Regions from separate parts of the Homo sapiens genome. Here regions 2, 3 and 4 are each linked to region 1. Evidence: chromatin contacts called from ENCODE Hi-C or POLR2A ChIA-PET data. All regions are on one chromosome and are shown on one strand. Each heading gives the region's core, a stretch centred on a gene start or an enhancer-like site at or near the end of the contact. The rest is flanking DNA. Distances are from core to core; before and after follow the strand shown.

Region 1 (2,700 bases), core at 86-2,585:
TTTTTTTTTTTTTTTTTTTTTTTTTGAGATGGAGTCTCGCTTTGTTGCCCAGGCTGGAGTGCAATGACGTGATCTCAGCTCACTGCAAGCTCTGCCTCCTGGGTTCACACCATTCTCCCGCCTCAGCCTCCCGAGTAGCTGGGACTACAGGTGCCCGCCACTACACCCGGCTAATTTTTTTGTATTTTTAGTAGAGACGGGGTTTCACTGTGTTAGCCAGGATGGTCTCGATCTCCTGACCTTGTGATCCGCCCACCTCAGCCTCCCAAAGTGCTGGGATTACAAGTGTGAGCTACCGTGTCCGGCCCCCTACTCCTTTTTTTTTTTTTGAAGACAGGGTCTCACTCTGTTACCCAAGCTGAAGTGCAGTGACGTGGTCATGGATCACTCTAGCTTTGACCTCCTGGCTTCAAGTGATCCTCCCTCCTCTGCCTCTGGAGTAGCTGGGATCACAGGTGTGTGCCACCATGCCCAGCTAATTTATTTATTTATTTTGAGACAGAGTCTTGCTCTGTTGCCCAGGCTGGAGTGCAGTGGTGTGATCTCAGCTCACTGCAACCTCTCTGCCTCCTGGGCCCAACCAGTTCTCCCACAGCCTCCTGTGTAGCTGGGATTACAAGCATATGCCACCACATCTGCCTACTTTTTGTATTTTTAGTAGAGACGGGGTTTCGTCATGTTGGCCAGGCTGGTCTCAAACTCCTGACCTCAAGTAATCTGCCCATCTTGGCCTCCCAAAGTGCTGGGATTACAGGCGTGAGCCACCACTCCTGGCCACAGCGAATTGATTTTTAATTTTTTGTAGAGACAGGGTCTCCCTGTGTTGCCCATGCTGGTCTCAAATTCCTGGGCTCAAGGGATCCTTCCTCCTACCTTGGCCTCCCAAAGTACTGGGATTACAGGCCACCTGTAAGCCACCTGTGAGCCACCACGCCCAGCCAATATTCACTGTTTAAATCAACCAACAGTTTTGCTATGAAAGGGACACTAGGAAGTAACTTCTCGGATTTAAAGCTCTGCGAATTACTCTTTTTTCCTCGTCATCTCGTAGATCCTTCCACTTCTCTCTGTCCCTGTGGCTACTTGTTTAATGCGACTGCTGTGGGTTCCTTCTGAGTCCTCTCTGTACTTCCACCCTGGCCCCTCTAGTCTGTTCATCTACCAGTTGTAGTGCTCTTTTTTTTTTTTTCTCTCTCTCTCTCTTTCCAGGAGTGCTCTTTTAAAACCCTTGCTGGATTGGGTTACTCCCCTGCTTCAAACCATTTGATGGCTTCCCACTGCCTAACTTCCATGCTCCTCACCCTGTTTTATAAAGCTCAGAAAGATATGTTTTCTTCTTACCACTAACCCACCGCATTCAATTCTCCTGCTTGCCTGCTAAACTTTAGTCACAGTTTCTCTTTCAGTTCTTTGACTAAGCCAAGCTGTTATCAGCTTCAGGGCCTTAGCTGTTCCATCTGAAGGCCTCTGTCCAGAAAACTGTACCATCTTTTCCTCTCGTGAAGTTTCTAGTCTCAGCCTCAGTGCCTCAGAGAAGCCTCTCTAACCACCCTACTGCAGATAGCCCCTGCACTCATTTGATTCACTTCCTTCTTAACACTTACCATTAGATGGAATTCATTGTTTCTTTACTTGTTCATTGTTTGTCTCCCATACTTGATTTTAAATTCCATGAGGTCAAGGACCATGTATCTTTTCCTTATTTTTTCTTTGTTTTTAATTTAATTTAATTTATTTTATTTTTTCTTTTCTTTTTTTTTTTTTTGAGACAGAGTCTTGCTCTATTGCCCAGGCTGGAATGCAGTGGCACGATATCAGCTCACTGCCATCCCTACCTCCTGGGTTCACGCAGTTCTCCTGCCTCAGCTTCGTGAGTAGCTGGGATTACAGGTGCATGCCACCATGTCTGGCTAATTTTTTTTTTTTTTTTTTTTTTGAGACAGAGTCTCGCTGCCCCCTAGGCTGGAGTGCAGTGGCGCGATCTCGGCTCACTGCAACCTCTGGTTCACTACAACCTCCACCTCCCGGGTTCAAGCGATTCTCCAGCCTCAGCCTCCCAAATAGCTGGGACTACAGGCGCGTGGCACCACACCCAACTAATCTTTTGTATTTTTAGTAGAGACAGGGTGGGAAGACTTTTTTGTTGCATATTGGTCTATTCAGCTATTATGAGCCCTCAATAAGAATGTAAAGGACTGGCTGGGCATCGTGGCTCACACCTGTAATCCTAGCACTTTGGGAGGGTGAGGCAGGTAGATTGCCTGAGCTCAGAGGTTCAAGACCAGCCTGGGCAACATGATGAAACCCTGTCTCTACTAATAATACAAAATATTAGCTGGGCGTGGTGGTGCATGCCTGTAGTCCCAGCTACTTGGAAGGCTGAGGTGGGAGAATCGCTTGAACCTGGGAGGCAAAGGCTGCAGTGAGCCAAGATCATACCACTGCACTCTTGTCTAGGCGACAGACCAAGATTTCATCTCCAAAAACAAACAAAAAGAATATAAAGGACTGAGCTAAAAAGTAATCTTGCTGTGAGTTTTCCCAGTAACTTCCTATACAATCCTCAAGTTGTGGGAAGTGCATCTTGTATCTTTCACACTGTTAAGAGAGTCTTTGCTGTCTCCATACTATTGTGGGTTTTCTTTTCTTTTTTTTGTATTGAGACAGAGTCTTGCACTGTCGCCCGGGCTGGAGTGCAGT
Region 2 (2,700 bases), core at 173-2,672, 670 kb before region 1:
AAAAAACTTGAATGAGATAGTTGCCAAGTTGTCTTGATAGTTGCCAAGTTGTCTTCAAATTCTAATATATGATTTAATACATAAGCCTCAAGACTTTTAATCCCTACAAGATTATTCTTTTTGCCCTCTTTTGGACTCTTCCTCTACTTATTACACACCTCACCCAACACTAAGCAAGTGCCTTTAATACCCACATAGCACTATTGTGGCCAGAACTAAAAGTGAAAGTTAAACAGTCTTTTTGAAATATACTTTCTTGTGAGTACAGGCGAAAGAGTAGAGAAAACCACGACTGCTTTTTTTTTTTTTTTTTTTTTGAGACAGAGTCCCACTCTGTCACCCAGGCTGGAGTGCAGTGGCGCAACCTCAGCTCACTGCGGCCTCCGCCTACCAGGTTCAAGCGATTCTCGTGCCTCAGCCTCCCCAGTAGCTGGGACTACAGGCCGCGCCACCACGCCCGGCTAATTTTTGTATTTTTAGTAGAGATGGGGTTTCACCATGTTGACATCTGGTTGAACGTTGGCCAGGCTGGTCTTGAACTCCTGACCTCAGGTGATCCGCCCGCCTCGGCCTCCCAAAGTGCTGGGATTACAGGCGTGAGCCACCGCGCCCAGCCCGACGACTGCTTTTTCAACAAGCTTCCAAAAAAGTGAAACCCTAAAGCACTTCTCTCCGTTACCCTGTCCCACAGTCTCCACCGAAAGCAGCCCAGACCTCAGGCCCATTAGTCTGCAGTGACCGCGGTCTCAGGAGACGGGCTCCTACCGTGGCGTCCGGGATCTGAAGTCTGCGTATAGTCCAGGGAGTTGGGCAGGCTCTGGCTGCGGCCATGACGCTGGGTCCGTTTCCATCGCTGGCTGTAAAGGAGGCACAGGAATCCAAGGCCGGCGGCGGTACCCAGCAACAGTCCCAGCCCGGCACGGGCACCACCCAGGGCTCCCAGTCTAGACATGCTGCACCTGCGGCCAGCAGAAGTCACCGGGAGCAGGCAGGCGGGCGGGCGGGCGGGGGTAAGGAGAGAGAGAGATTCGTGAACCCGGTAAACCCACCCTCAAGGCTGAACCCCGGCAGGTATCCCCTTGCCCAAACCCTGAGCTCTCGACTACGTGCACCCCAGTCTGAACCCTAAGGCTTCCTCCAGCCTCCTGGGCCCCACTGCCTCTCTTCTCACCCAGCCTGGACGTAGCCGCCCCTCCAGTACACCCCCCGACCCGGGTCACAGAGTCCGGCTTCTGGGCCTTCAACCCCCACCTCAGCCTCACGACACTGCAGACCACAAACCCGGCGCCCTGGCTGCAAACTCCTGGCCTTCCGCCGCGGCCCCCGAAGGCGCTCTGGCCTGGCAGGAGATCCACTCAGACCCTTACCCGGCCGCCAGCCACCATGGCAGCAGCCGCCGCGGGCTCACGCTGTCAGTGACCGTGACGTCAGGCAGGCGGCGCCAGGTGCTCGGCGCCCTGCGGGAAGGCGCAGAGAGATGACCGCGCCGGCCCCGCCCCTTGTCTGTTTCCCTCAGGGGCGGGGCCACGGGCGCCGCCGGAGGGGCGGAGTCAGCACAGAGCGCGAAAGGAAAGCAAGAAGGGGCCCAAGACAGGGGAAAGGCGGGAAGGCAGGGAGACTTCTTGGGCGGACGCTCGCGCAGTCACCCTCACCGTCCGGCAGCCAGGCCTCCATTTCCCTCCGGTCACACCGGCTTAACTTGCTGCTCCCGGAATACGCTCAGCATATTCACACTTTCTACCTGCGCTTCTGCCTGGACCTCCCCTCTGTACCTGGAAAACGTCACGCTCTCCCCACATTTTATTTTTATTTTTATTTTGTAGAGACTGGGTCCCGCTCTCCTGGTCTCTCAAAGTGCGATCCGCCCGCCTCGGGCTCCCAAAGTGCGTGAGCCGCCGCACCCGGCCATAAATCTTAAACCTAACGTGCTGTCTTATAATTCTGTTTTACTCTTGTAATTGTATGCAACTTCTTATAATTGTGGCAACTAAAAAGACCGATTTTATGGACTATGATAACAATTTTATTGTGAACATTTCTTAAGAGTTAAAATTTAGTTTAGTGAAAGAAATATCTAGGCCAGTCCTCCCAATACCCTTGACTAGATCTTATATTTATTTACCCTTTAATTGTGAGATATTGTATACATATAAGAATACAGGAGGCCGGCCGTGGTGGCACGTGACTGTAGTCACAGATACTCTGGGGGCTGAGATGGGAGGATCACTTGAGCCCAGGTCGTCGAGGCTGCAGTGAGCCATGATCACTCTGGGCAACAGAAGTCAGGATATCGAGGCCACCCAGGCCAACCTGGCGAAACTCCGTCTCTACTAAAAGTACAAAAATTAGCTGGGCATGGTGGTGCACGCCTGTAATCCCAGCTACTCGGGAGGCTGAGGCAGGAGAATTGCTTGAACCCAGGAGGCAGAGGTTGCAGTGAGCCGAGATCTCGCCACTGTACTCCAGCTTGGGCAACAGAGTGAGGCCTCCTCTCAAAACAAATAAACAAAAACAACAACAACAAAAAATATATTTATATATATATAAAGTATATATATATATATACACTTTATTTTGGAGGAAATAAAAATTTCCTCTGGAAACCTTCCCAGATCACCACCTTGGTGAAATTAAGCTTTTCACCCTGCTTTGCTCCTGTGGCTCTATTGCCTCCATTATACTTTTTTTTTTTTTTTAGAC
Region 3 (2,711 bases), core at 77-2,576, 730 kb before region 1:
TGCCCAGGCTGGTCTCCAACTCCTGAGCTCAAGCGATCCTCCCCCACCTTGGCTTCCCAAAGTGCTGGGATTACAGGTGTGAGCCACCGTGCAGGCCTTATATGATCTTCATATCCTGAACTAAATGTAACCTTCCAGTTTCGGCACTTGCTCTGGCACTTTTCCTCCCTCGCCAGATAATACTAATCTTTAATCATGTAGTTCGTTTCCATGCCCATACTACCCTATTTGCTTATAATGTCTTCCACTTCGCCCAAGAATCCCTACTCAGCTAGCTTGTGGTGTTGTTTTGACACAGTCTCGCTCTGTCGCCCAGGCTGGAGTACAGCGGCGAGATCTCGGTTGGCTGCAACCTCCTCCTGAGTTCAAGCGATTCTCATGCCTCAGCCTTTCGAGTAGCTAGGATTACAGGCATGTGCCACAAAACCTGGCTAATTTTTGTATTTTTTACTAAAGACGAGGTTTCACCACGTTGGCCAGGTTTATCTCCAACCCCTGACCTCAGGTGATCCGCCTGCCTTGGCCTCCTAAACTGCTGGGATTACTGGCGTGAACCACCGCGCCCGGCCCTACTCAGCCTTTAAAACCGGAATCACGGGTCAAAACTTTCTGGTAAACCACGATACGGTTTAGGTTATGAAATTCAATGCCCCCTTCCTCTGAACTCCTGCAAATCTCCAGTAAAGCACCACAGATTGACGAATATTCCAGCCATTTCCCTCTCCCGTACGCTAGCTCCATTTCCCACTTCTATCCATCTTCTCGAGCTTCCTCAGCTCCTCCACCTCCATGAGGCCTGGAAAGCACCTTGCTCCAGGAATGCGAGTAGGAGGCTCAGAGCGACCAGAAGTGCCAAAAGCTGACATTCAGATACTGCCGAAACAAACCACAAGAGCGCTAGGGCCCCCGCTAATAGTCCAGCTGCGATGGTGAGAACTCGCGGACCCGCCGGCGATGCATGCCGGGAGATGTAGTCCCGGGCCGACGCATTACCTCTTGGGAGTCGTGGTCTTCGATCTGGTAAACAGAAGACGGCAACTCGGTTAAGTCTTCCCCCACCGCCCCCTGAAATCCCTCGCCCCACCCGCGAGGGACTGGGGTAGGAGTAGGGGCGTTGCCGTGGTTAGCCTCGAACTCCTAGGCTCAGACGATACTCTCGCCTCGGCCTCCCGAGCAGCTGGGACTACACGCGTGAGCCACCGCCCCCGGCATAAAGTTTGAATTAGTCCTTACGCAAAAAGGGAAGAGGGCAGTCTGTAAACTCGCGCAGGATCAAGCTCTCGAGCTCCCGTCTTGGGTTAGCGCGCAGGGCGGAAGCGGGGAGAAGGCGGATCCGGGAGGCGGGGATACGTTACGTCGACGCGGGCGTGACCCTGGGCGAGAGGGTTTGGCGGGAATTCTGAAAGCCGCTGGCGGACCGCGCGCAGCGGCCAGAGACCGAGCCCTAAGGAGAGTGCGGCGCTTCCCGAGGCGTGCAGCTGGGAACTGCAACTCATCTGGGTTGTGCGCAGAAGGCTGGGGCAAGCGAGTAGAGAAGTGGAGCGTAAGCCAGGGGCGTTGGGGGCCGTGCGGGTCGGGCGCGTGCCACGCCCGCGGGGTGAAGTCGGAGCGCGGGGCCTGCTGGAGAGAGGAGCGCTGCGGACCGAGGTGAGTGTGTGAGGCGCAGGCTGGGCCCTCCAGAGCCGCGGCTCGTCCTCGCCCACCTGCGTCCTGGCCGGTCCAGTGCTCAGCGGCAGTTGGGGCCTCCGCGCGCAGTGTGAAACCCGGACGTGGCAGGGCGTGTCCGCGCCCGACCGACCCTCAGCTGCTGGGGCGAAAACACAAGTGGACCTCAGTCTTTAGAACTAGGGGAGAAACATTAGAGCCTTTATAGGCAACACCTATTTTATGGGTTCGAGCGAGAAGTCCGAGATCAGAGCGGTGTAGCCACAGCTGTTTAATATCACAGCCAGGGCTTCCGGATTCCTGATCTGTCTTTCCATTACACCGTGCTTAGAAAGTACCAATCTCCGATTGCCAAAACAGTGTTTTCATCATCTAATGCGGAAAACCATTCACATGATGCCTAGAGAATGATCTGAAGTGAGGTTTGGTTTTCTTAAAACTTTTTTTTTGAGATGGAGTCTCGCTCTTCCGCCCAGGCTGGAGTGTAGTGGCGCGATCTCGGCTCACTGCAACCTCCGCCTCCCGGATTCAAGCGATTCTCCTACCTCAGCCTCCCGAGGAGCTGGGATTACAGGCCCCCACCACCACGCCGCCAGGCTGATTTTTGTATTTTTAGTAGAGACGGGGTTTCACCATGTTGGTCAGGCTGGTCTCGAACTTCTGACCTCAGGTTATCCACCCGCCTCTGCCTCCCAAAGTGCTGGGATTACAGCCGTGAGCCACAGCGCCTGGCCCCTGTTTTTTTGTTTGTTTGTTTGTTTTTAACTTCTAAAGCGCAATGTAATATACATGTAGAAAAATTCACATTCACAACTGTATACAACTCCGTGAATTATTACAAAATATACTGGCCGGGCGTCGTGTCTCACGTCTGTAGTCCCAGCACTTTGGGAAGTGGAGGCGGGAGGACGATTGAGCCCAAGAGTTCGAGAACAGCCTGGTCAAGATAGTGAGACCCGCATCTCTACAAATAGGAAAAATTAGCTAGGCATGGTGGCGTGCACCTGTAGGCCCAGCTATTCAGGAGGCTGAGAAGGGAGGATCTA
Region 4 (2,700 bases), core at 125-2,624, 620 kb before region 1:
AAGGGCCCTCTGGGTCTCTCTGATTTTCTGCCCCAGAGCTTCCTCTTCTCAAAAGCTCACTCACCCCATGAGCAGGGCAGCCCAGAAGTACTGGGACATTAGTGGGCACTATTTTTTTTTCCTTTTTTTTTTTTTTTTTTGAGACAGTCTCGCTCTGTCGCCCAGACTGGAGTGCAGTGGTGCAATCTCAGCTCACTGCAACCTCCGCCTCCCGGGTTCCAGTGATTCTCCTGCCTCAGCCTCCCAAGTAGCTGGGACTACAGGTGTGTGCCACCACGCCCGGCTAATTTTTGTATTTTTAGTAGAGAAGGGGTTTCAGCATATTGGTCAGGCTGGTCTCGAACTTCTGACCACATGATCCGCCCGCCTCGGCCTCCCAAAGTGCTGAGATTACAGGCGTGAGCCACCGCGCCCGGCCTAGTAGACACTAATTTTCTTTCTTTCTTTCTTTTTTTGAGAAAGAGTCTTGCTCTGTCGCCCAGGATGGAGTGCAGTGGCGCGATCTCGGCTCAGTTGGGCACTAATTTTCATTTGATGAACGCCTCTCCTTCGTATATTGTTAAAACTACCACCATGATCCAGGGGGAGATAAAAGAAATCCTAAATCCAGCTTGATCAGTGTTTCACTCCCTGGCATCTTTATCACCACCTAAGGTAGCATGGACCTCTATACCATCTGCCTTAACCTTCTGATCCTCCTGCTTTTAGCCCACTAACTAGCACATGCTGAGAAGGGCATCAGCTACTTGAAAAGAGTCAATGGGCTTGAGTGGAAAAGAAAATAGAGACAGCAGGGTCATCGGTCACATTGGCAAGGGGGCATGAAAAGGGAGTGGAGAGGCTTTGAGATCTTACTTTTCTTTCGTTCTAGGCTCTTAGTGGAAGAATTAAATCAGCCTGCAGAAGAGACTGAAATGAGGCACCTCTTGTCACAGTCAAGGCAGAAGCGGAAACGGAGGCCGAGACTGCGCAGGCGCAGAGGAGGCTAGCGTTCCTTGCTGCCTCGCCCCGCGGCCTCTAGGAGACAGGGGCCACGGGGAGAGCACAGCCACCCGGCGCGAAGAGCCCTCTGTACCCCGCTTCCTCTTGAGGCCCTCGGACCGTCCAGGAAATGTCTGGGAGCCCGCCTGCGGAGGGCATAGCGCCGACCCTCGCTCCCCGCCCAGGACCCGAATGAACCTGGAGAGCGGATGCCAGCAGTGGCCGAGGCGCTAGGACAGGAAGGACCGCCAGACCTCTCAAGATCAGCCTTCCTCGCCACCGTTCTCACCTCTTTGTCCGCTGCCTTCTCCTCAATGCCTAGCAGCGCGTACAGGTCCATCTGTAAGAGCTCCTTGGTCACTGCCATGGTTCCGGCCTGACGGATTCGTACTACAACTCCCAAGAGTCTAAGCGCGCGTGAGGACTGCAGGCTCCGAGCGGCGCCTAGCCCTCTGGGAATTGTGTTCTGGGTCAGGCTTGACTGACTCTGAGGGAGGCCGGCAGTCGTGAATGAACTACGACTCCCAGCAGCCCCCGTTGCCGCCGCTGCCGTACGCTGGCTGCAGGAGAGCGTCCGGATTCCCTGCTCTAGGTCGCGGCGGGACAGTGCCAGTGGGCGTGTGGGGCGGGGCAGGGCAGGGAAGGGAAGGGCGGAGCTGGGGTGAGGGTCCAAGGGGCCCAGGACTTGGCCGGCGTGATCTCAGCTCTGCAGACCCTGCGGTGCTGGGAGCCACCATGGAGAGTAGGTGCTACGGCTGCGCTGTCAAGTTCACCCTCTTCAAGAAGGAGGCGAGTCTTCCCTCCCCGAGGGCTGCAGGGCCAGGGAGGAGAGGAGGGAAAAGCGCGGGACTTAACGTCCAAAGACTTGGTCTTACGGCTCCTTTCCAGCTGTGTGGTTTTGATGAAGTCATTGATCCTCAGTTTCCATTTCTGTAAAATGGGGCTAACATTCTCTCGCTTTCAGGGTTTATGTGAGGGTCCACTGAAGTGCTTTAGGTGAGAGTTCCCTATAAACTGTAAAGCGCGCTGCCGTCGTTTTTGCAAAGCTACTCTTTTCTGTCGGCCCAGTGTAGCATCTGGCGGTTTTCTTCTCTCCACCCTGCTCCTCCGAAGCGCGGTGTCCATCACACCAAGCCCGTTACTCCCTCTGCTCTGAAATCTTCCCCATCCCGCAGCCTGCCCTTCTCCAGGTCGCTGGAGTTAGATTACCACACTTCCTCCTGCTTCCGGGGCACCATGGTGAAGGCTGACTGTCCTGTCCCTATCACAGACCTGCCAGATTCCTCTGGTAAACTGCAGGTTCCCTCTGCCTCAGTTGTGGCCAGGGATTCTGACCAGGAGATGATGGGAACTAGATGGAGTAAATTAGTGTCACGCAGGAAGGCAGGACCGTGCAGCATTCACCAACCTGGATTTTGGAGTCAGCGTTCAAATCTGAGCTCTGCTGTCTTATTGAGGCGGTGACCTTGGTTTGGATAAGTTATGTAACCTCTCTGGCCCTCTCAAAATAAGGATAATCACGGTTGGCATCAAGATTAAGTAAAATAATGTGTGTAAATTGTAAGGAATAAATCACATGATGAATGTTAAGTACTGGGTTTAGTGCCTGGCACATAGTAAGTGCTTAATAAATGGAGGCTATTGTTAGCCCATCCTGAGCCAAGCCTCCCTCCATCTCTGCAAGAGCAGAGGAGGCATCGGCTCTGCCCTGTCTCTCTG

The links. A loop is a pair of places that touch in the nucleus more often than their neighbours do. ChIA-PET counts read pairs that join two places held with the same protein, here RNA polymerase II (POLR2A). Pooled maps may share reads with other maps.
Region 2: a loop to region 1 is called in a pooled map, with 3 times the contacts of the local background. The contact joins the promoter of RMDN3 here to the enhancer-like site in region 1. A Hi-C loop is called at or near these places in 2 of 37 single-sample maps with no recorded cell type and 8 of 50 pooled maps. POLR2A ChIA-PET finds 5 or more read pairs at or near these places in 2 of 52 experiments (A549 and activated T-cell).
Region 3: a loop to region 1 is called in a pooled map, with 4 times the contacts of the local background. The contact joins the promoter of RAD51-AS1 here to the enhancer-like site in region 1. A Hi-C loop is called at or near these places in 2 of 168 maps with a recorded cell type or tissue (CD4-positive, alpha-beta T cell and naive thymus-derived CD4-positive, alpha-beta T cell) and 8 of 50 pooled maps. POLR2A ChIA-PET finds 5 or more read pairs at or near these places in 1 of 52 experiments (WTC11).
Region 4: a loop to region 1 is called in a pooled map, with 3 times the contacts of the local background. The contact joins the promoter of DNAJC17 here to the enhancer-like site in region 1. A Hi-C loop is called at or near these places in 2 of 168 maps with a recorded cell type or tissue (B cell and CD8-positive, alpha-beta T cell) and 8 of 50 pooled maps. POLR2A ChIA-PET finds 5 or more read pairs at or near these places in 3 of 52 experiments (CD4-positive, alpha-beta T cell, activated T-cell and activated naive CD4-positive, alpha-beta T cell).

What each region holds. Positions count from the first base shown.
Region 1 is chr15:41,428,261-41,430,960 of GRCh38, forward strand. The region is part of intron 1 of RTF1 (RTF1 homolog, Paf1/RNA polymerase II complex component); the gene reads left to right. Among named protein-coding and RNA genes, the nearest start is that of RTF1, 13 kb to the left of the region's middle. RefSeq lists an enhancer at 1,314-1,533. Within about 2 kb of position 1,336, at least 3 of the 41 ENCODE cell types and tissues checked have a DNase peak (open chromatin) inside an H3K27ac peak, as active enhancers do; they include B cell, where a contact is called at or near this core.
Region 2 is chr15:40,753,832-40,756,531 of GRCh38, forward strand. RMDN3 (regulator of microtubule dynamics 3) reads right to left here and starts at 1,423. Exons shown (of 13, transcript NM_018145.3): 1 at 1,252-1,423; 2 at 766-959. The coding sequence starts at 952. RefSeq lists a silencer at 814-1,028 and enhancers at 1,144-1,353, 1,564-1,683, 1,774-1,883.
Region 3 is chr15:40,693,779-40,696,489 of GRCh38, forward strand. It overlaps RAD51-AS1 (RAD51 antisense RNA 1), which reads right to left and starts at 1,327. Exons shown (of 2, transcript NR_040058.1): 1 at 1,234-1,327; 2 at 1-1,017. RAD51 (RAD51 recombinase) reads left to right here and starts at 1,396. Exons shown (of 10, transcript NM_002875.5): 1 at 1,396-1,647. RefSeq lists enhancers at 386-565, 448-1,045, 926-1,075, 1,546-1,605, 1,643-2,240 and 1 more.
Region 4 is chr15:40,806,099-40,808,798 of GRCh38, forward strand. It overlaps DNAJC17 (DnaJ heat shock protein family (Hsp40) member C17), which reads right to left and starts at 1,375. Exons shown (of 11, transcript NM_018163.3): 1 at 1,271-1,375. The coding sequence starts at 1,348. It overlaps ZFYVE19 (zinc finger FYVE-type containing 19), which reads left to right and starts at 991. Exons shown (of 11, transcript NM_001077268.2): 1 at 991-1,770. The coding sequence starts at 1,492. RefSeq lists enhancers at 654-743, 1,204-1,253, 1,294-1,343, 1,974-2,023.